Regions from separate parts of the Homo sapiens genome. Here region 1 is linked to region 2. A link is an interaction called in ENCODE POLR2A ChIA-PET data of the cell type or tissue named here. Cell type or tissue: OCI-LY7. All regions are shown on one strand. Each heading gives the region's core, and the rest is flanking DNA. Links, peaks and the distances in the headings are about the cores only. Region 1 holds the start of LOC105369724 (a long non-coding RNA gene). Region 2 overlaps SINHCAF (SIN3-HDAC complex associated factor).

Region 1 (11,289 bases), core at 4,375-6,874, 440 kb after region 2:
TAATAATTGTAAATGAGTTTAATTCATCTAGTAAAAGGGGAAAAAGTCAGATAGAACCACAAATAAAAAATAATTCAATACCATAAAAACAAAGACAAACCTAAAACTAATAGATTCAGAAGGACAGAAAATGAAGAGAAAAAAAGATAAATGGGCAAACCTGTACTAGGCTAATGCAAACGAAAGTAATTGTTATCTTAATTTCAAATATGGAGAAAACAAAACTACTGGGGAAAGGGAGGGTCCACTGAGAACCATCCCAGTAACTCAACCACGGCTGGTCTTCGCTGGACACCATGAACCACACTGTCCAAACCTTCTTCTCTCCTGTCAACAGCGGCCAGCCCCCCAACTATGAGATGCTCAAGGAGGAGCACAAGGTGGCTGTGCTGGGGGTGCCCCACAACCCTGCTCCCCCAACGTCCACCGTGATCCACATCCGCAGCAAGACCTCCGTGCCCCACCATGTCGTCTGGTCCCTGTTCAACACCCTCTTCATGAACCCCTGCTGCCTGGGCTTCATAGCATTTGCCTACTCCGTGAAGTCTAGGGACAGGAAGATGGTTGGCAACGTGACTGGGGCCCAGGCCTATGCCTCCACCACCAAGTGCCTGAACATCTGGGCCCTGATTTTGGGCATCCTCATGACCATTCTGCTCATCATCATCCCAGTATTAATCTTCCAAGCCCATAGATAGATCAGGAGACATCACTGAGGCCAGGAGATCTACCCATGACCTGTATCCTTTGTACTCCACCTTCCATTCCTCGCCCTGCTCCCGGAGCCAAGTCCTGTATCAGCCCTTTATCCTCACACACTTTTTTACGACGGCATTCAATAAAGTGTACGTGTTTCTGGTAAAATAAATAAATAAATAAATTCAAATATGACTGAGTTTGGGGGAATAAGTGCTAAATAAGACACAGACACTTTATATGCTAAAGGTTGAAATTCACAAAAATAACAGTTATGAATATCTATTTACAAATAACATGGCATTGATATAAGCATAGCCCTTAAAGCAAAAGTTAAGGTGTTGGAGGCCATGGGCTGTTGACCCCCTAAAGGTTTGCTAAAAAATCACCGACATGAAGCAGATTGACGAATAGAAGAAAAAGCGTACAAATTTATTTAACATGTATACACAGGAGCCTTCAGAATGCGGACCCAATTTCCCAATAAGTAACAGAAGCTTATATACCACCTTGAAATTGCAGAAACAATGCGGACTCAGAGTATGTCCAAAAACAGGATTTAGTGGCAAGGCAGGTTATGGGAGGAAGAAAGGAAGGAAGAGGCTTTGCTAGCAATGGTGGCCTTGTTGTACAGAGAAGCCTCCCTCAGAGGGAATACATGGTAAAAGTTTATTTCCACACCTTTAAAGGTGCCAGACTGCCAGTCTCTCCTGGATCGGGAAAGGAATAGAAAAGAGAGGCAGGGCTGCATTAGTGGAGATTCTCTACAGATGCAAATTTTCCCCACAAAGGACAGCTTTGCTAGGCCACTTCCGTTTTCTGACCAAGGGGCAGCCATTTCAAAATATGTCAAAGAAATATATTTGGGGCTAAAATATTTTAATTTCCTTCAAGGTCTACAACAGAAAAGTAGAGAGAAATACATTAATGGTGGGATACTTTAACTCTTCTCAAAAGTATGCAGAAAGCCAAACAAGGGTATAGTGAATTTATAATTAGTAAGGTAGATATATGTCAAATTCTGTGCTTCTGAAAACAGAAAATACATATTTTTATATTTCCAATAAAAAAACCTTCAATAAATTTCAAAAAGATAAAACAGTACAGCTGGGCACACTAGCTCAAGCCTGTAATCCCAGCACTTTGGGAGGCCAAGGCAGGTGGATTGCCTGAGGTCAGGAGTTTGAGACTAGCCTGGCCAACATGGTGAAACCCCGTCTCTACTAAGAATACAAAAATTAGCCAGGCAAAGTAGAAGGCACCTGTAATCCCAGCTACTCCGGAGGCGAAGGCAGGAGAATTGTTTGAACCTGGGAGGTGGAGGTTGCAGGGAGCCGAGATAGCACCACTGCACTCCAGTCTGGGTGACAGAGAGAGACTCTGTCTCAAAAAGAGAGAAAAAAAAAAAAAAAGGATAAAACAGTACAGACAACTTTATCTAGTACCAAGGCAATAAAACTAGAAGACAATAATATAAGGAGGAAACCAAAGCCCCTACGTATTTGGAAATAAAATATCTTGGTTTTAAATAGCTCTCGGGCCCAAGAGGAAAATCCAAATGAAATTGCAGACCATCTAAAAAGTAATGATAACAAAAATATTGCACATCAGACTCTATATGATACTGCTGAAGCAGTGTTCAAACATTGTATTTTAAATATCTTTATTACAAGTTATGAACAATGAAATAAATTTCTGAAATTCTTTTCTACACTTATCTTAAAGAATATTATATAGAATTACTATAATCACCTGTTGACTCCTTCCAGCCCACTGCACAGACAAAAATCGATTTACTGAGACCTCAGCATTGCAGTAGAGAAAAATTTGACACAAGGCCAGGCACACAGAAGATGGTGTTACTCCTCAAGTCAGTTTCCTTGAAGGCTCAGAGATTAGGGTTTTTAATGGACAATTTGGTGGGCAGGGAGCTAGGGAATGGGTACTGCTGAGTGATCAGGGAGGAAATCACAGGGGTGTGGAAAATAGTCCTTGTGCACTTAGTCCACTTCTGGTGGAGCCACAGGACCAGCTGAGTCATGAGTCACGAGTCCAGGTGGAGTCAGTCTGAGAAAATCTCAAAAAAAAAAAAAAAAAAAAATCTCAGGTTTTACAGTAGTGGTGTTATCTATAGGAGCAATTGGAGAAGTCACAAATCCTGTGACCTCTGGCCACAGGACTCCTGAGCAATAAGAGATTGTAGAAACTATGCCTACATTTTAGCAGAACTCAGGCCCCTCCCATAACCCTAATCTTATGGCCTTTCATTAGTTTTAAAAAGGCAGTTTCAGCCCCTGAACAGGGAGGGAATTCATTTTAGGGAAGGATTATTATAATCTTTGCTTCAAAGCCAAACTATATATTTTTATTTTTGAGACAGAGTCTCACTCTGTTGCCCCTGAGCTGGAGTGTAGTGGGGCAATCTTGGCTCACTGCAACCTCTGCCTCCTGAGTTAAAGCGATTCTCCTGCCTCAGCCTCCCAAGTAGCTGGGATTACAGGCACCCACCACTGTACCCGGCTCATTTTTTGTATTTTTTGTAGAGATGGGGTTTCACCATGTTGGCCAGGCTGGTCTTGAACTCCTGACCTCAGGTGATTTCCCCGCCTTGGCCTCCCAAAGTGCTGGGATTACAGGCATGAACCACCGCACCTGGCCCGAAGTTAAACTATTGACAACTACATTCCTCCCAGAGTTAGCTTGGTCTGTGCCCAGGTATGACCAAGAACAGCTTGGAGGTAAGAAGCAGGATGGAGTCAATTACATCAGATTTCTTTTACTGTCATAATTTTGCAGGGGCAGCTTCATTACAAATGCAGAACTTAGTAATAAAAGTCATATTGTTGGCTGGGCGCAGTGGCTTATGCCTGTAATCCCAGCACTTTGGGAGGCCAAGGCGGCTGGATCACGAGGTCAGGAGTTCGAGACCATCCTGGCTAACATGGTGAAACCCCGTCTCTACTAAATGTACAAAAAATTAGCCGGGCGTGATGGCGGGTGCCTGTAGTCCCAGCTACTTGGGAGGCTGAGGCAGGAGAATGGTGTGAACCCGGGAGACGGAGCTTGCAGTGAGCCGAGATTGCACCACTGCACTCCAGCCTGGGCGACAGAGCGAGACTCCGTCTCAAAAAAAAAAAAAGTCATATTGTTAGATATGAATTCTAAACTTGTTTTCAAAGAATATGTCAGTATGTTCAATTATTTACCTTCTACTTTTAAACTTCCTCATAAAGCAACCTTTTTCAATTACCTGCTCCACCCTGACTCATTTTGATCACCTGCTCCAACCTGACTCATTTCAATCACCTGCTCCAACCTGACTCATTTCAATCACCTGCTCCACCCTGACGCGTTCTGATTACCTGCTCCACCCTGATTCATTCCCATTACCTGCTCCACCTTGACTCATTCCCATGACCTGCTCCACCCTGACTCATTCCCATTACCTGCTCTGTCATAACCATTTTTCCCGCCAAACCACTCACCCCATCACTCTCTTTAAATTGGCCAATCGGAATTAGTTTAGCCTGGGCGGTCTAACCCTAGCCAATAGGGGAATGACACAGCAGCAGGGGCCACCTGAATCAGGGATAAGAACCCCCTCCCCTTCCTTGTCCAAGTGTGTGCTCACCATTGCTCCATCTGTAAGGGCGCACCCTTCTATAGAAGTACCTTGCCTTGCTGAGAATTAAAAAGAAAATTTTATATTCGAGTGCTATTTCTTTTGCGGCACTGAAACTTTATATATAACAATATTAATAAACAAAGCAAGGCCGGGCGCAGTGACTCACGCCTGTAATCCCAGCACTTTGGGAGGCCGAGGTGGGTGGATCACGAGGTCAGGAGATCGAGACCATCCTGGCTAACATGGTGAAACGCCGTCTCTACTAAAAAAATACAAAAAAATTAGCCGGGCGTGGTGACGGGCGCCTGTAGTCCCAGCTACTCGGGAGCTGAGGCAGAAGAATGGCGTGAACCCGGGAGGCGGAGCTTGCAGTGAGCCGAGATCACGCCACTGCACTCCAGCCTGGGCGACAGAGCGAGACTCTATCTCAAAAAAAAAAAAAAAAAAAAAAGAAACAAAGCAAAAAATTTGACTGGGCATGGTGGCACACGCCTGTAATTCCAGCATTTGGGGAAGCCGAGGCGGGTAAATTGCTTGAGCCCAGGAGTTTGAGAGCAACCTGGGCAACATGGCGAAACCCTGTCTCTACAAAAAAATTAGCCTGGCGTGGTGGCAAGCGCAGGTAGAACCAGCTACTGGGAAGGCTAAGGTGGAAGAATCACGTGAGCCTGGGAAGTTGAGGCTGCAGTGAGCCATGATTGCACCACTACACTCCAGCTTAGGTGACAGAGCAAGACTCTGTCTCAAAAAAAAAAAAAAAAAAAGGAAGAAACAAAACAAAAAATGTAAAAATAAATACTTTAATAATATGCCATAATGACATGTATACTGATCCGGATTTGTATCTAGGGATTGTACTGTGGGAGTCCAAAAACCTGCTGCATGTGTAAAATAGTTATACTATTTAATAAGCAAAAGTCACTAGCAGCAAAATTATCCAAAAATCAGTGGAGTTCTAGGAATAAAGTATCTCTTGTGGTGCCAAAGCAAAAATGCAAGTCTAGACCTCAGCAAGGCAAGACTTTATCAAAGGAGGCTATGACAATAGGAAGACACTCAAAGCCTAAGCTAGAAACCTCTCAGGGAAGGGGTGTGTGAGCAGAAACTGTGGCAAAGGCAGCTGTGGAAAGAGAAAAGAGAAAAGGGTGTATTCAGTTTGCTAGGGGAAGTCTTGAACTTAATGAACTGTGTCAAAAAAGAAAAGGAAGGACAAGGCAGCACAGTTTAGTTGGTGGATAGGTATATGGAGTGGGGTTTGGGTCTGAGAGAGAGCAAACAAGTTACAATGCAGAAAGTTTGCATAAAGCTGAGGGCCTAGCTGTCCTTGTCAAAGCAGACTGAAGTTACATGAAGCACTAAGTTTAACCATCCCTGTTACTGGCTATCTGTGCACACTTAAATGATTTTGGCTTTTAAGCAGATATAAATTGCATATATTCCAAGTCATGTTGACACAAACGTATCTTAGAATCTGGCTCTACAAATATTCAAAGTAGGTCACATCCACAGGTGAACAAATCGTAAGGCAGCTGGAAAACTTCACTGTATTAGTTAATAAGAGAATAGGCCAGGTGCAGTGGCTCACTCCTATAATCCCAGCACTTTGGGAGGCCAAGGTGGGTAAATCACTTGAGGTCAGGAGCTCAAGATCAGCCTGGCCAACATGGTGAAATCTTGTCTCTACTAAAAAAGTAGGTGAGGACCGGGCACGGTGGCTTATGCCTGTAATCCCAGCACTTTGGGAGGCTGAGGTGGGTGGATCACGCAGTAAGGAGATGGAGACCATCCTGGCTAACATGCTGAAACCCCGCCTCTACTAAAAATACAAAAATTAGCCAGGCATGGTGGCACATGCCTCTAATCCCAGCTACTCAGGAGGCTGAGGCAGGAGAATCGCTTGAACGCGGGAGGCAGAGCTTGCAGTGAGCCGAGATCGTGCCACTGCACTCCAGCCTGGGCGACAGAGGAGACTCTGTCTCAAAAAAACAAACAAACAAACAAACAAAAAACAGCTGGACATGGTGGCAGGCACCTGTAATCCCCGTTACTCACAAGTCTGAGGCAGGAAAATCACTTGAACCCAGGAGACGGAGATTGCAGTGAGCCAAGATCGTGCCACTGCACTCCAGAGCGAGACTCCATCAAGAAAGAAAGAAGATGAAGGAAGGAAGGAAGGAAGGAAGGAAGGAAGGAAGGGAAAGAAAGAAAGAAGGAAAGCATCAAAATGAATGAAGTTAAAGATCAGCCAAACAAAGCTAAGAAAGCAAAGAAATTGAAAAAATAAAAATAGAAACTACTTAATTAGAAAAAAAGTAGAATTAAATATATAATCCAAGAGCTGGTTACTTGAAAAATAAAAAAGATAGGCTTTTAGCTAAGTTAACTAGGAAAAACAGCTAAAATATACTTGATGCAATAATTTGGAAATTCTAGATAAAATGGATTATTTTTAAAGAAAGTATGACTTGCCAAAACTGATCTTAAAAAAAAAAACAGAAAATCTAAATAAGCAAATAATTACCATAAAAGAAGTATAAAGAGCTATTCCACAAAAGGAGTACCAGGTCTAGATATTTTCATAGGTGGTTATATTCCACCTTTAAGGAAACAATTCCAAAGCTATGTGAGCTTTTCTAACACATAAAAAAAAGAAAGAAACCATCTAAAATACTTCTATGAAGCAAGAATAGTTTGACACTAACTCTAACAAGGTGTGTAGAAAAAAACCTGAGCACTAATCTCATTTATATGTATTGATGAAATAATACTAGGTACTAGGAAAAAGAATCCTGTAATACCTTACAAGAATGAAAGGACAAAAATGGGGATTATTTCAGAAATACAAGGATAATAAATTATTAGGAAATCTATTTTATAAAGAGACCCAAGGACAATCAACTCAACAGACTTTGAAAAATAATTTGATTAAAAGCTTTTGGGAGGCCAAGGTGGGCAGATCATGAGATCAGGAGATTGAGACCATCCTGGCTAACACAGTGAAACCCTGTCTCTACTGAAAATACAAAAAATTAGCCAGGCGTGGTGGCAGGCACCTGTAGTCCCAGCTACTCTGGAGGCTGAGGCAGGAGAATGACGTGAACCTGGAAGGTGGAGGTTGCAGTGAGCTGAGATCACACCACTGCACTCCAGCCTGAGCGACAGAGTGAGATTCCATCTCAAAAAAAAAAAACAAAAAAAAAACCTTTTAACATTTATTTATTTATTTATTTATTTATTTATTTAGACAGAGTCTCGCTTTTTCACCCAGGCTAGAGTGCAGTGGTGCGATCTCAGCTCAGCTCACTGCAACCTCAGCCTCTTGGGTTCAAGTGATTCTCCTGCCTCAGTGTCCCAAGTAGCTGGGATTATAGGCATGCATCACCATGCCTTGCTAATTTTTGTATTTTTAATGGAGATGGGGTTTCACCATGTTGGCCAGGCTGGTCTCGAACTCCTGACCTCAAGTGATCCATCTGCCTCGGCCTCCCAAAATGCTGGGATTATAGATGTGAACCACAGTGCCTGGCCCATCTACTTTTCAATCAAAAATGATCATAAAAGAATAAGAATATAAGTTGACAGCAAGAATGAGGAAATAAAAAATTTTTTTAATTAAATTTGAAAAATAAAAAAAAAGAATAGAAGACATTTCCTTAATATGAATCTATTTTAACCTCAAGACAGCTTATGTTCAAAGGAAAATATTAGAAGTACTCCCATTAACAAAAGATTTTAAATAATGATGACTACTATTATCAGTAATATTTTTCTATCTAATGTGTTTATCTTTATATTTGGGGGAAAATTAGAAGTTAAAAGTTATTGGAAACAAGACAACAATGCCTGCTGTCATCACTTGCATTCAAAATTGAACTGGAAGTTCTAGCCAAGGCAATTAGGCAAGAAAATAAAATAAAAGGCATCTAGGTTGGAAAAGAGGAGGGACAACTATCTTTTTTTGCAGATGAGATAAAAATCCCTAAACAATTCACAAAAAATCCATTAGGGCTAATAAACAAGCTCAGAATGGTGCAACAATGCAAGATCAATATACAAAAATCAGTTGTATTTCTATAAAGTAACAATGAACAATCCAAAAATAAAATTAAGAAAATAATTCCATTTATAATACCATCAAATATAATAAAATACTTTGCAACAAATTTAACAAAAGAAGTGGATGACTCAGCCAGGCAAGGTGGCTCACACCTGTAATCCCAGCACTTTGGGAGGCCGAGGCAGGCAGATCATGAGGTCAGGAGTTCGAGACCAGCCTGGCCAACATAGTGAAACCTCATCTCTACTAAAAATACAAAAAAATTAGCTGGGTGTGGTGGCGGGCACCTGTAATCCCAGCTACTCGGGAGGCTGAGGCAGGAGAATTGCTTGAACCCGGGAGGTGGAGGTTGCAGTGAGCTGAGATCGTGCCATTGCCCTCCAGCCCAGGCAACAGTGTGAGACTCCGTCTCAAAAAAAAAAAAAAAAAGAAACAAACAAACAAAAGAAATGGATGACTCATACTGAAAAAGAGATCATTGAAAGAGATGACTCAGGAGGCTGAGGCAGGAGGATCAGGAGTTTGAGTTTGTAGTTAGCTATGATCGCGCCACTGTACTCCAGCCTGGGTGACAGAGCAAGATCCTACTGAAAACCAAAAAGAGAAGCAAGAAAAAGAGAAAAAGAAAGAAGACTAGTTGAAACAACATCTGTTTTCATGGATTGGAATATCTAATATTGTTAAGATATCAGTACTTCTTAAATTAATCTGCAGACTCAACACAATCCCTGTCAAAATTCCAACAGCATTTTTAATTTTTTCAGAAATGTAAAAGCTGATCCTCAAATACATATAGAACTGCAAGGGGCCCTGAATAACCAAAACAATCTTGAAAAAGTTAAAAATTGAAAGACTCACACCTCCCCATTTCAAAACTTTGCTTAAAGCTATAATATCAAGACTGTAGTATGGGCATAAGAATAGACATGTAGTTGAGGACAATGAATTGAGAGTCCAGAAATAAACCCAGACTCTTGCATCAATTGATTTTCAACAAGGCTGCCAAGACAGTTCAATGGAGGAAAGAATAATCTTTCAACAAATGGTTCTGAACAACTAGATATCTACATACAAAATAATGAATTTGGCACCTGAGTACCATACACTATATACAAAAATTAACTCAAAATGGATCAGGACCTAAACATAAGAGCTAAAATTATAAACTCTTAGAAGAAAACATAGATGTAAATCCCTGTGACCTTGGATTAGGTAATGTTTTTTTAGTTATGGCACCAAAAACACAAACTATAAAAGAAAAAAATAGAAAAATTGATCTACTCCAAAATTAAACACTTTAGTGCTACAAAGGACATTATCCAGAAACTGAAAAGACAACCTATAGAAAAGGATAAAATATTTGCAAGTCATTCTAGTAAAGAACTTGAATTGGCCGGGCATGGTGGCTCACGCCTGTAATCCCAGCACTTTGGGAGGCCGAGGCAGGTGGATCACAAGGTCAGGAGATAGAGACAAGCCTGGCTAACACCGTGAAACCCCGTCTCTATTATGAATACAAAAAATTAGCCGGGCGTGGTGGCGCATGCCTGTAGTCCCAGCTACTCGGGAGGCTGAGGCAGGAGAATGGCGTGAACCCGGGAGGCGGAGCTTGCAGTGAGCCAAGATCGTGCCACTGCACTCCAGCCTGGGGGACAGAGTAAGACTCCGTCTCAAAAAAAAAGAACTTGTATCTAGAATATATAAAAAACTCTAACAATTCAGCAATAAAAGACAACCCAACTAAAAAATTGACAAAGGATTTTTTTTTTTTTTTTGAGATGAAGTCTTGCTCTGTCCCCCAAGCTGGAGTACAGTGGCGCAATCTCCACTCACTGCAACCTCCGTCTCCTAGGTTCAAGTGATTCTCCTGCCTCAGCCTCCAGAGTAGCTGGAATTACAGGCGCCCGCCACCACGCCCAGCTAATTTATTTTTTATTTTTTATTTTTAGTAGAGACGGGGTTTCCCCACATTGGCCAGGCTGGTCTTGAACTCCTGACCTCAAGTGATCTGCCTGCCTCGGCCTCCTAAAGTGCAAGGATTACAGGCATGAGCCATCCACAGGCCAAGACAAAGGATTTGAATAGGCATTTCTTCAAAGAAGACAACAAATGACCAATAAGCATATGAAAAGATGCTCAATGCTGCTAATCATTAGGGAATTACAAATCAAAACTAGGAGATACTAAGTCATACCCACTATGATGGCTACTCTAATTTTTTTAACTTTTAATTTTTTTTTTTTGAGATGGAGTCTCACTCTGTAGCCCAGGCTGGAGTGCAGTGGTGTGATCCCATCTCAGCTCACTGCAACCTCCGCCTCCCGGGTTCAAGCAATTCTCATGCCTCAGCCTCCTGAATAGCTGGAACTACAGGCATGTGCCACGATGCCCAGCTATTTTTTAAATTTTTAGTAGAGACAGGATTTCACCATGTTGGCCGATCTGGTCTCAAACTCCCAACCTCAAGCGATCTACCCGCCTTAGCCTCCCAAAGTGCTGAGATTACAAGTGTGAGCCACTGGGCCCAGCCGTATAATAATTTTTTAAAACAATTACAGGTGTTGATGAGGTTGTGGAGAAATAGGAACCCATGGAAATTGCTGGTAGAAATATGAAATGGTAGTAAAAAAACAGTTTGGGAGTTCCTTTAAAAGGTAAACCTAGAGGCCGGGTGTGGTGGCTCACGCCTGTAATCCCAGCACTTCGGGAGGCTGAGGCAGGTGGATCATGAGGCCACACGGTGAAACCCCATCTCTACTAAAAATACAGAAACCAAATTAGCTGGGCGTGGTGGCAGGCACCTGTAGTCCCAGCTACTTGGAAGGCTGAGGCGGGAGAATGGCGAGAAACCAGGAGGTGGAGCTTGCAGTGAGCCGAGATCGCGCCACTGCATTCCAGCCTGGGCAACAGA
Region 2 (11,289 bases), core at 4,999-7,498:
TTACAGGTGTGTGCCACCACGACTGGCTGATTTTTGTATTTTTAGTAGAGATGGGGTTTCACCAGTTGGCCAGGCTGGCCTCGAACTCCTGACCTCATGATCCACCCGCCTTGGCCTCCCAAAGTGTCCGGCCGTAATCTATGATCTTTTGAAAAAAACAAGGGAATGGCATTTAACAGAGAAGCTGCTCATACCCACGCGTCTTTGAGCCATCTTCTGAAAGCTGGGGAGTTGGCTGTGGCAGAGGTCATACTGGATTTTCAGGAACAAGATCTGTTAGGGGATCCAACCACACTGTGCTTTTTCTAGCTATTCCTTAGCTTAAGCAGCTGAAACCAGCATGTAGACAAGCCGATAAATGTCAGAATGACCTGGGTCATAGATTTTAATTGTGAGTTCAAATTCTTTGGTAAAGCAAATCCGATCTTCATAAGGGTCAGGAAATTCCTTAACTATGGCCCATAATTTGGCCTTCGACTAGGGTTGATAGAGAATCAGGACTCCAGGCAGGCCGGGCACACACGCTGCTGGTACTGGAAGTGAACCACTGGGACCGAGCATGAGCAAGCCAGTGAGTGGGTCCCGCAGCCCCCTGGACCCAGGGCCAAGCATGGCGGCTGCCAAGGTGGCTTTAACTGAGAGAGCAGATCCAACTGAGCTTATAACAATATTTTTGAAGTATGCAAGCATTGAGAAAAATGGTGAATTTTTCATGTCTCCCAGTGACTTTATCACTCCATACTTGAACATTTCTGGAGAAAGCCAGCCTAACCCAAAGACTGTGGAACTTTTAAGTGGGGTGGTGGGTCAGACCAAAGATGGGAGGAATGTTGTCCCAGCGTTGATGATGCTAAGTTTGATCACTTGATGAAGGTGGCATCCACCAGCTATTTCCATTTTAATGACTAGTATCTTTTCAAGAATGTGTGGCCTTTTGATTGGTCCTGGGTGCCCCTGATACTTTGTTTATGGTAGCCTTTCAGCTAGCTGTTTGACAAAGCTGGCAAAGGAGAAGTAACTTTTGATCAGAAAGAGGATGGTACCAGCAGTCTACAGGTGTCATCCCAGTCACTGTTCCCTGGTCCCAATGGTAACAACTGACATTTATCACCATCAATTGGTTTTTCCTGTTTTTAAACTTAATTGGAACTATACAGAATGTACTCTTTCAGTCTGGCTTCTTTTGTTCAACATTTGTGAGATTTATCCATGCTGTATTTTTTATTTTTCTTCACTGTATAGAATTCCGTTGTGTGACAGCATATCCATTCTAGGGTCGATAGACATTTTGGGACATTTTCAGTTTTGGCTACTACAAGTAATGTGTTTTCAACATTGTTTTACGTATTTTGTGTGTGTGTGTGTGTGAGTGTGTGTATTTCTAGGAATAGAACTGCTGGGTCATAGAAAATGTGTAAATTTACCTTCAGTAGATCTTGCTAAACTGTTTCCTAAAATGATGGTACCAGTTAACACTCATACCATCATTGTATGAAGGCTCCATTTATTTCAGATATTTGCCAACACTTGGTATCAGTCATTTGTTATTTCAGTGGTATCTCAGTGTGGTTTTGATAAGCATTTCCCTGATTCCAAATGGGTCCTAGAACTTATTGGCCATTTAGGTATCCTCTTCAGTCATGTGCTTATCTTCTGGATACAAGACCTGTGGTGGTTATATGTTTCATAGATGTCTTTACTCTGTTCACTGTTACTCATTTAACTGAGTCTTGAGGAACTTAAGTTCCTAATTTTAATGTAGTACAAATTATCAGCATTTTCTTTTGTAGCTAGCTCTTTTTGCGTCCTGATTAAGAAATCTTTGCTTTCCTCCAGGTCGGGAAAATAATCTCCATTATTATCTTCCAGAAGTTTGTTTTCCTTTCAAATTTAGATTTTAATTGTTCTAGAATTTGTGATATTTTTACATGGCATTAAAGGTAAGGGTCAAAGATTCTTCCCTGGCCCTCTTCCCCATGGATATGTAGATCACCCAGCACCATTTAATGAAAAGATCACTCTTTTCTTTTTTTTTGAGACGCAGTTTTGCTCTCGTTGCCCAGGCTGGAGTGCAATGGCACGATCTCGGCTCACTGCAACCTCCACCTCCTGGGTTCAGGCGATTCTCCTGCCTCAGCCTCCCAAGTAGCTGAGATTACAGGTACCCGCCACCACGCCCAGCTATTTTTTTTTTGTATTTTTAGTAGAGACGGTTTCACCATATTGGCCAGGCTGGTCTCGAACTCCTGACCTCAGGTGATCCACCTGCCTCGGCCTCCCGAAGTGCTGGGATTACAGGTGTGAGCCACCCCATGCAGCCAAGATCACTCTTTTCTTTATTGCACTGCAGTGGTACTGCTGTCATAAATTCAATATGGGGCTGTATCTGAATGCTCTATTCTTTTCATATAATTGTATATTATCCACTAATACTATCTTAATTACTACAGCTTTATAAGTCATACCTGATAAGTCTTTCAACTTTATTCTTTAAGATTATCTTGGCTATTCTTGGCCCTATTCATTATCAAAACAATTTCAGAATAAGTTGTTAATTTCCACAAACATCCTGCTGGGATTCTGAATGCACTGAATATGTGTAATATCTGGGTGTATATGTGTAATTAAATGTTTTTTTGTTTGTTTGTTTGTTTTTTCTGAGACGGAGTTTCGCTCTTGTTGCCCAGGCTGGAGTGCAATGGCACGATCTCGGCTCACTGCAACCTCCACCTCCTGGGTTCAAGCGATTCTCCTGCCTCAGCCTCCCAAGTAGCTGGGATTACAGGTGCCCACCACCTCGCCCGGCTAATTTTTTGTATTTTTAGTAGAGATGGGGTTTCACCATAATGACCAGGCTAGGCTGGTCTCGAACTCCTGACCTCAGATGATCCACCCTCCTCAGCCTCCCAAAGTGCTGGGATTACAGGCGTGAGCCACCACGCCCGGCCAATTAAATGTTTTAATCCCTTAAAAAAAAGAGAAAGAGAATTAGGAATCCCCCACCTATCATAGGCTGTTCCCAGAATGAGGCAACCACAGGAAGCATTCCTGTGGAGTTCCTGTCCGTCACTTCTGAACAAGAGGTTGCTGCCAGGGTAGGTGGAAGGACAACAAGAGCAGGGGCCTTTGGAGCCGTGTTTCCTGTCACAGTCTAACAAGTGGCAGACAAGGAGAAAGAGATGGCAGAAGAAGAAAAATCAGATCCAGCCTGGAGAGTTAGAAAGATGAAGATAGAGTGGCAGGGCACAGTGGCTCACGCCTGTAATCCCAGCAGTTTAGGAGGCGAGGCGGGCGGATCACGAGGTCACAAGATTGAGACCATCCTGCCTAACACGGTGAAACCCTGTCTCTACTAAAAATACAAAAAAAAATAGCCGGGCGTGGTGGCGGGCGCCTGTAATCCCAGCCACTCTGAAGGCTGAGGCAGAAGAATGGCGCGAACCCGGGAGGCGGAGTTTGCAGTGAGCCGAGATCGCGCCATTGCACTCCAGCCTGGGCAACAGAGCGAGACTCCGTCTCAAAAAAAAAAGAAAGATGAAGATAGAGTGAAGGTGTAGGTGGTGAAGGAGGCCCAAAGAGAGGTACTTCTGAAGATTTTTTTTTTTTAATAGGAGAGTATATTTGAGAGCTATCTGTTAACACCTCTAAGTTGTTTATCAGCATTCTATAAGGAAGAAAGATCATCCTACCCACTTTTGCTACTTTCAAGATACCACTGGAAGTAGTTTCCCCATTCTGGTTGCTTAATTTTTGCACTAGCACCTTCCATCCTGGTCTGCATATATCAAAGGATCTGCATTTAGGCCATTGTGATGTGGAGTCATTCTTCAGTCATCCTGGTCCATTTGTTTAAGTAATTACACAATGAGGCACCCCAAGTACTGTATATTAACCCAGCTGGGGTTTCTAAAGGTGGAATCAGATGTTCTGCAGTTGCAGGGGATTTAGTCGATTTAGAGGATTTGTTCTCCATAATTTTTAATACCTTCTCATTAGATTGACTAAGTCAGGAGGTGTTCTGAATCTGAATGTGCTGCTTGCAAACACAAAGCTTGAGGATGCGCACCCAGGAAGCACAAGTTCCAGTAGCTTATTACCTGTGCTCTGAAGTAGACTGCATGAGGCACAGTCTTTATATATTTTTTAAACAGGAAAATATGTGCGGTATGGTGAAGCAATAGTTGAGAATTTGGTTCATATTCAGTGATGTTATGCCTAAAGTCAAGTAAATATGTGGTTGAGTGGGTAGAAGAGAAAAGTTAATAATTGTGTAGGCACCTTAGGGTCTGGTGGAAGGATGATTGATTCCATCCTGCCTTTGTTCTGTATCTGATAAACAAGTTTACAACCAGTATCTGTCAGTAAAATATTTAACAAACTCCAGTTACAAACCCAAGGGGTCAGCTTTAGTTTGTAGGCAGTGGTTTAATTATGCATATGTCCAAACTGCAGCCATCTTGGACCAGTTTTATCTTTTCTTCTGACACCATCTATCATCATCTATCTGTCTACAGTATGCTGTCTGAAGTTTCTTCAAATAGGACAAACATTTTGAGAAGTTCCTCAGGATTTGAAAGGTTACAGTTAAAACATGCCTATTTATGGGAGTTTGTAACGCTTATCTCTGACATAGCTGTTTTTGCAATATACACACATTCCTGGGCCAGAAAGAAATTTAGAGGAGGACTGTGTTGATCAGTTTTTTCTTTTATTTGCTTTCACAGGTGTAATAAATGTGTTGCTTAAATTTTAAGTTGTCATTTGTATAGCACTTTACATTTTATAAAGCACTTTCACTGGCATTCTTTCTTTGACTACTATTAGCCAAAAACCCAAAAATTGTTTTAATACTGTAACAGTTAAAAACAATCAACCATGGCCGGGCGTGGTGGCTCAAGCCTATAATCCCAGCACTTTGGGATGCCAAGGTGGGTGGATCACCTGAGGTCAGGAGTTTGAGACCAGCCTGACCAACATGACGCAACCCTGTCTCTACTAAATATAAAAAAATTTGCCAGGCGTAGTAGTGGCAGACGCCTGTAAATCTCAGCTACTCAGGAGGCTGAGGCAGCAGAATTGCTTGAACCCGGGAGGCAGAGTATGCAGTGAGCCGAGATTGTGCCACTGCACTCCAGCCTTGGGGACAAGAGCAAAAATTCATCTCAAAAATAAAAAATAAAAAAAAAACCATGCCATAATTATAGCTCTGACCAAATAAACTGAATATCCCAAAGTTAAAAAAGATTAAAGGTAATAGCTAAGTCAGCAAAAGCAATTTAAAAAGATAACTAATTATATGGACAATATATATAAACAAAAAAATAAAGTTTTAAAACACAACAATCAATTCTAAACATCTGTTTTGGCTGATTTGTAGGGTTTTCTTCTACTTTAAAGCTGTGGGTTTCATATAAATTTAATGATCTTAATGAATCTAACTTAATGAATCTAACCTTGGTGCTGATGAGTCAAGAAAGGGATGAGATAACCACAATATATCAAAGACACAAAAGGGACAATTCTAATCCCATCTAATGAAATTGGGAAGCCAAAGATCAAGAATAACGTCTAATTTTACATCTAATTAAACACATAAGTTTACTGAATATAATAATATACATAGGAAAGAAAAAGAGTTTCACAGCGATAGTTTATATTAAAGACGCTATTTAAGAAAAGTTTTCTGATAAATAAGATTAAAGATTATCTCTTATAAATCTCAGCAATACTAAATACTTGTTCATTTTAAGCTCCAACCAGGAAACAGAATGAAAAATACTGAAATGCAAATTTTAGAGCTTTAGTACCCTTTTTAATATGGAATAGGAGACAGAGAAAAGGTGATGAATTTAATTCAACTATTTTCTTGTCTTTTTAAATCTTTATAAGGGTGTTAACTCACATTTAAGGATATGGAGAGGGTTCTTATTACGATGAATTTAACATATGTTAAGTTCACCTTAGTTGGCATGCATGCTTTGAAGGACATCATTATTTACTCTAACTTCCCCAATTCCACTTTCTAGATTCCTTCTTCTGGCTTTTTTATATATTCAGAAGTAAAGCGTTTTTTAATATTCAAAAGTACCTTTCAAAACTCAGTAATACCACTGGGTGGACTAGATGGAAGAAAATTGAGAGCAATAGTCAAACGTGGTAAATAACAGTTAACTTCACAACTGTCCAAGTCATCTTGGGAACTGAAATTCTGATATGCACAAATTAGGGGAACAACCTCCCAAATGAAACTATCCTTAAGTTTCCAATAAACCAAAACCCTAGCTTCTAATTATCATTTTTTTCTTTCTAAAAATCAACTGGCCTAAGTCTTTAAAAACAAAAAAAAAACACAAGATAGTTGAAGTGACTTAAATGTCAACGAATTTTCAGACTGGTTAAATTATGGTTGAAACACCACAGCACGCTGTTTCAACCTTTAAAGCAAGTTGAACAGTAGTAATACAGTATAATCTCACAGGATGTTTTTAAAATGAGACTGTAACTACACAAACTTCTTTTTAAATTGGTTCTTAAAAATAGTAAATAGTGGTTGCCTCTGAGGAGTACAAGCATAAAAGAAGCTTACTTTCACTTTACTACCTCCTGCTTTTTTTTTTTTAACCAAGAGCATCACTCTCCAATAACCTTGGTTATCAAGACACACCTTAAGAGTAATCTAAAAAAGCACAGAGAGCTTAAATAAACTTCCTCAAAGACATACAGATGGAGAGATACAAATTAGAAAATACACTCCATGGGAGAGACTACGAAATAGACTGGTAAGATCTAAATACACACAGAGCAGAATGGGAAGGAAACTGCAGACAGGAGACAAGCGAAAGATTTGTAAAGTGGGAAGGAAGCAGCAGTGAACAAAGACAAAAAGAACTAAGCAACCAAAGACAACTTTGAAGTGAAGGAGATGCATTTCTTTAGAGCCAAACTAGAAATCATGATGATGGGAAAGGAAAAGAAATAACACGAAAAAATACTCGCGATCACAAACTGTGGGGATACTTGAGTTCCTGTAATTGGTAATGCCACCACTGACACCATTTTAGTCAATCATATGCTATCATTAATCACATTTAAGTACAGCATCCAGTAAACACTAACAGTGTAACTGGAGCAACACTTTTCACAAACGGTCAACAGGACTAAATGCTTTGTATTCTCCCGCGGCTAGGCTATTTGGCTGCAGTATTCCCCAATAATGAGACATGTTTCATCTGCAGTTAAGGAAACCCATGGAGCAGTAAGACATTATTTCCTCTTACCTGCTTCTAGATAGCAGCCTACATCTCAGCAAAATTCCTGAATTTAGCTAACTTTAAGGGATAAATGTAAATCTGTCTAGAATAAAACTGAGAAAGGGGTAGCAGACCCCACTTGTTTGCCAACAGCCTCTTCAAACATGTGCCCTGTCTCTGAGAAATTATATGGTAAAGCATTTATAACTGTGGCTGTCTATGGAATCCACACTTGGCAGAAGAGCCTAAAACTCATCCTATATAGGAAAGAGGTCAAACTCAGAAATAAACAAGTCTTCAACTGAAATGGCATAGGTTAAAAATAAAATTACAAATTCAAGTCTCTGGGCTTTAGATAGTGTAAAACACCAGGCCCCTCCAATTTTGGTAGAGCGAAAAAAAAAAAAAGAGAAACAAAACTAGGTCTCCCAATTCTAGATTAAGAGGAATTCCAGTACATGAAAAAAAAAACTGAAAGTGTCAGAAAGAATATTTATTTGCTTTTAATGGATGATTATGAGTTAGAAAATATAACCATACTTGGGTCTGCAATGAGTCAATTTGGAGTATATTTCTGCTTCTGTCTTTACAACTAAATAGGAAGTCACTCCTAATTTTATTTGCCCTTCTGTAACATTGGGAAATTCTGTTTATTTCCTTGAATTTATAAGAGTTGCACATTACAGAAAAATAAATGCTATCTATCCCAAGATATATACAACAAATTTAACTGAAGGTAAAATTCTGATTACTAAAGATTTTCTTTTAAGCCCAGGTCTGTGGGAAAAGAGGAACTTAGCCTTTTCAGGGAGACTTTAAGGTCATGAAAAGCCCCATATACTCCTCTATGAAGCTGTTCTCCCATTTTCAAACTTGAGAAAAATGTTAAGAAAATGGATACATGATAGTATACACACCTGATTTGACCCAAACCTCAGGAAAGTTCCTTAACCTCACTAATCCTGTTTCCTCATCTATAAAATAATGACAGGCCGGGCACAGTGGCTCACGCCTGTAATCCCAGCACTATGGGAGGCAGAGGCAGGTGGATCACCTGGTCAGGAGTTCGAGACCAGTCTGGCTAACATGGTGAAACACCGTTTCTACTAAAAATACAAAAAATTAGCCCAGCCTGGTGGCGTGCGCCTGTAATCCCAGCTACTCAGGAGGCTGAGGCAGGAGAATTGCCTGAACCCAGAGGCAGAGGTTGCAGTGAGCCAAGATCGCACCACTGAACTCCAGTTTAGGCAACAAGAGCAAAGCTCAGTCTCAAAATAATAATGACAAATCCAAATCTCCTGAATAGTATCTGTAAAGCATCAACACAACATCAACACAAAGATCGGCACAAGGTATGCACTCAGCTCTGACAATTCTTTTTACTCACCAATCTTTCTTCTTTCTCTCTTTTTTTCCTCTTACATTTCAGGTATCATTTTGCTTTCTGTCTTTGGGCAATCCACTCGCAGGAAGTTACTAACCAACCTTATTGGTAATACCTATTATTCATTCCCTGGTCCAATCTCTCCCCTTAGCTCTAGGATAAATATGGCCAACTGACCACCAATCCATTCCAATCTTTAAATACCCTGAGAATTGATTATATAATCTTCCCTCCAAATCTGCTCTTCCTCTATTTACCTATCTTGGTTGTCATCCACAGTCACACAAAAACAACTTGGAAGCCAACTGAGCTCTTCCTTCACCCTCTGCATGGCCCTCCATCAAATTTATTGTGAAGTCCTTAGAAATTCTGTTTCTTCCTTCACTTCCATCCCCACTGCCTGTTTGTTCCTCATCATGGTGCATGAACTCCTGTCAGAACCTTGTAACTGACTTCCCTACATCCTTTAAACATGTGATATCTTCCTAAAGTTCAACTACTAATCTTCCCTTCCAAGGTACCAACACTGGCTTCATGATAGTATCTAAACTCCTTGGCAAGGAATTCAAAGCTTTTCAGGATCTGCTCCTGCCTACCAGCTGCTCCCAACTTGGAATTCTGATATTCTAGGAGTGTCAAACAAACTTTAATAACTAGCCACCCTCTACTCAGGCTGTTATTTCTGCCTGAGACGGCTTACCCTCTATCCCCTTGACCTGGGAAATTCTCTTAAGAATTACTTATTTTACAAAACCCTTCCATACCTTTATTAGAACACCTACCACATAAGATTTCACTTCTTGTTTACTGCATTATCTCCTCTACTCAATAGTAAACCGCTGTAGAGCAGAAACTAAGTCTTGTATTACAACCAGGTGCTGGCTGTACATAGTACACAGAAACGGGTAGAATTTGCTAACTACTCAAAGAGTGGGGCAGCCAAGATTAATATAAACAGTATATTTAAGGGCATGGAATGGGAAATGGTGTCTACAATAAAGACGTGAATTTTAAAAACTAATGTTTTGAAAGGAGTCATTGTTTGCACTATTGATCATAGAAATATTTTTAATGTTTTTAAAAAGGAGTCTTTTTTTAACATTTGGTCTATAGACTTTTGCAGGAAAAAAAACCTGAGGTTTTAAAAGCTATAGGAAAAAATGTTTCTTGCTTATTTCAAGCAGGAGCAGGGGGAAGGAAATTAGACTAGTGTGGGGAGAAATGAGAAATGAGAGCTACTTCAACTCAGCACAGTTAACATTTACCAAATTAAAATAACAGTAAGCCAAACCAAACTTATAATAGGTGGAAAACAACTAAATACAAAGCTAGAAATAAATTCTTTTAGTTCAACTGTAACTTTCATACTTGAATATGTAACAGCGGTGTACCTGTGACATTAGTATTTCTGAGGCAAAGAGAAAACCTCCCTACCTTGAAAACAAACTCCCTTTTTGGACTAGATGACATTTCCAGATTATTTCCATAATACAGAAAAATCCTAGTTGCAGATTCAATAAAAAACTGGAGAAACAAAAGACAACAAAAAAGTCTCAATTTATAACACCCCAAAATCAAAACTTAAGTGTGGGAAATACAAGACAATCTTGTGGACAAGAGAAATCAGGAAGAAAGAAAAATGACATTTTCCAGGTTTCCGCAGGACTTTCTGATGTAAAATGGTTGAATCAGAATTGAAAAGACAACCAAGAGTCAAGGGCAGTGTCTTCCCAGAACTGCTTTCTTAAGGTAAGGGAGGGGACCAAAGACACTCATTCTTTCCACTAAAAATTTACTTAATGTTTCCCCAGAAACGATAACTGACACAGGCCTCAGTTTTATCTTCTGTAAAATGTCTACTTCCCAGTGTTGTGAGGACAACACAGCTAATATTTATCAATCATGTCACTGGCTTAATTACAACTTATTTAAAATAGGTATTACTACCATTTTACAGATGAAAAAAACTGGATCACAAAGTGACTATAAGATGATGACAGCTTTGAAACCCAAGCATTACTAACCCAGAAACCTCTGAACAGCAAAACTTCGTGCCTCAATACATGTGTTCCTTTTCTGCTCAACCAATTATATTCCTACCATCTCTTAAGAAAAAACGAAAATGACATACTTTTAAAGCAACCTACTATGTGCCTGGCATGGTAAATTGATTAATTTATCCTCATAAGAGCCCTGTATAGTTGGTTTAGATTTAAAAGTTTATGCTTTCCCCAGTGAAAAACTTTTATTTTACATGTAAAATGGTTCTTAAATTGCTTCTCTGACATAAATATGTCTGAGTTTGAGCCCTATGAGTCAGGATTTCCCAGGACTTGATAACCACTCTGGGGGAAAAAAAAAAAAATTGACCATTCAGGTTCCAGATATACAGAATTAAGAATACTGTGCAAGGACAGACAGACTTGGGGCCTGCTGTCCACCAGTGATCTAGAATATTCTACCAATTGAACTTCGTATCTCCAACCTCCCACAAAAGCAATACAAAGAGAAGGCAGTAGAGACCTTGTCTGTGGGTCTTTCCCACCCTGAATTCATTCACATTGATAATCCAAATCTCTGTTTTACATCATCTAATTAGTAAAACAAAAACCATTAAGCTCTGTATGTAGTATATGAAATCTGCTAGGAAATGGA

The links. Peaks named below come from ENCODE experiments on the same cell type or tissue, not always from the same donor. Only the 100,000 strongest peaks of a DNase experiment are listed, where the experiment ranks them.
Region 1: POLR2A ChIA-PET joins it to region 2 with 11 read pairs; 2 of 35 experiments call an interaction of 5 or more read pairs at or near these places.

Annotation. Positions count from the first base shown.
Region 1 is chr12:31,754,424-31,765,712 of GRCh38, forward strand. LOC105369724 (a long non-coding RNA gene) reads right to left here and starts at 2,678. Exons shown (of 4, transcript XR_931501.3): 1 at 2,449-2,678. It also overlaps the pseudogene IFITM3P2. RefSeq lists an enhancer at 2,552-2,846. In OCI-LY7, for the core only: no CTCF peak of the experiment used is centred there; a DNase peak (open chromatin) is centred at 5,398; H3K27ac peaks cover 863 bases.
Region 2 is chr12:31,311,007-31,322,295 of GRCh38, forward strand. The region is part of intron 1 of SINHCAF (SIN3-HDAC complex associated factor); the gene reads right to left. Among named protein-coding and RNA genes, the nearest start is that of FLJ13224, 7.7 kb to the right of the region's middle. In OCI-LY7, for the core only: no CTCF peak of the experiment used is centred there; no DNase peak of the experiment used is centred there; H3K4me3 peaks cover 1,692 bases; H3K27ac peaks cover 987 bases.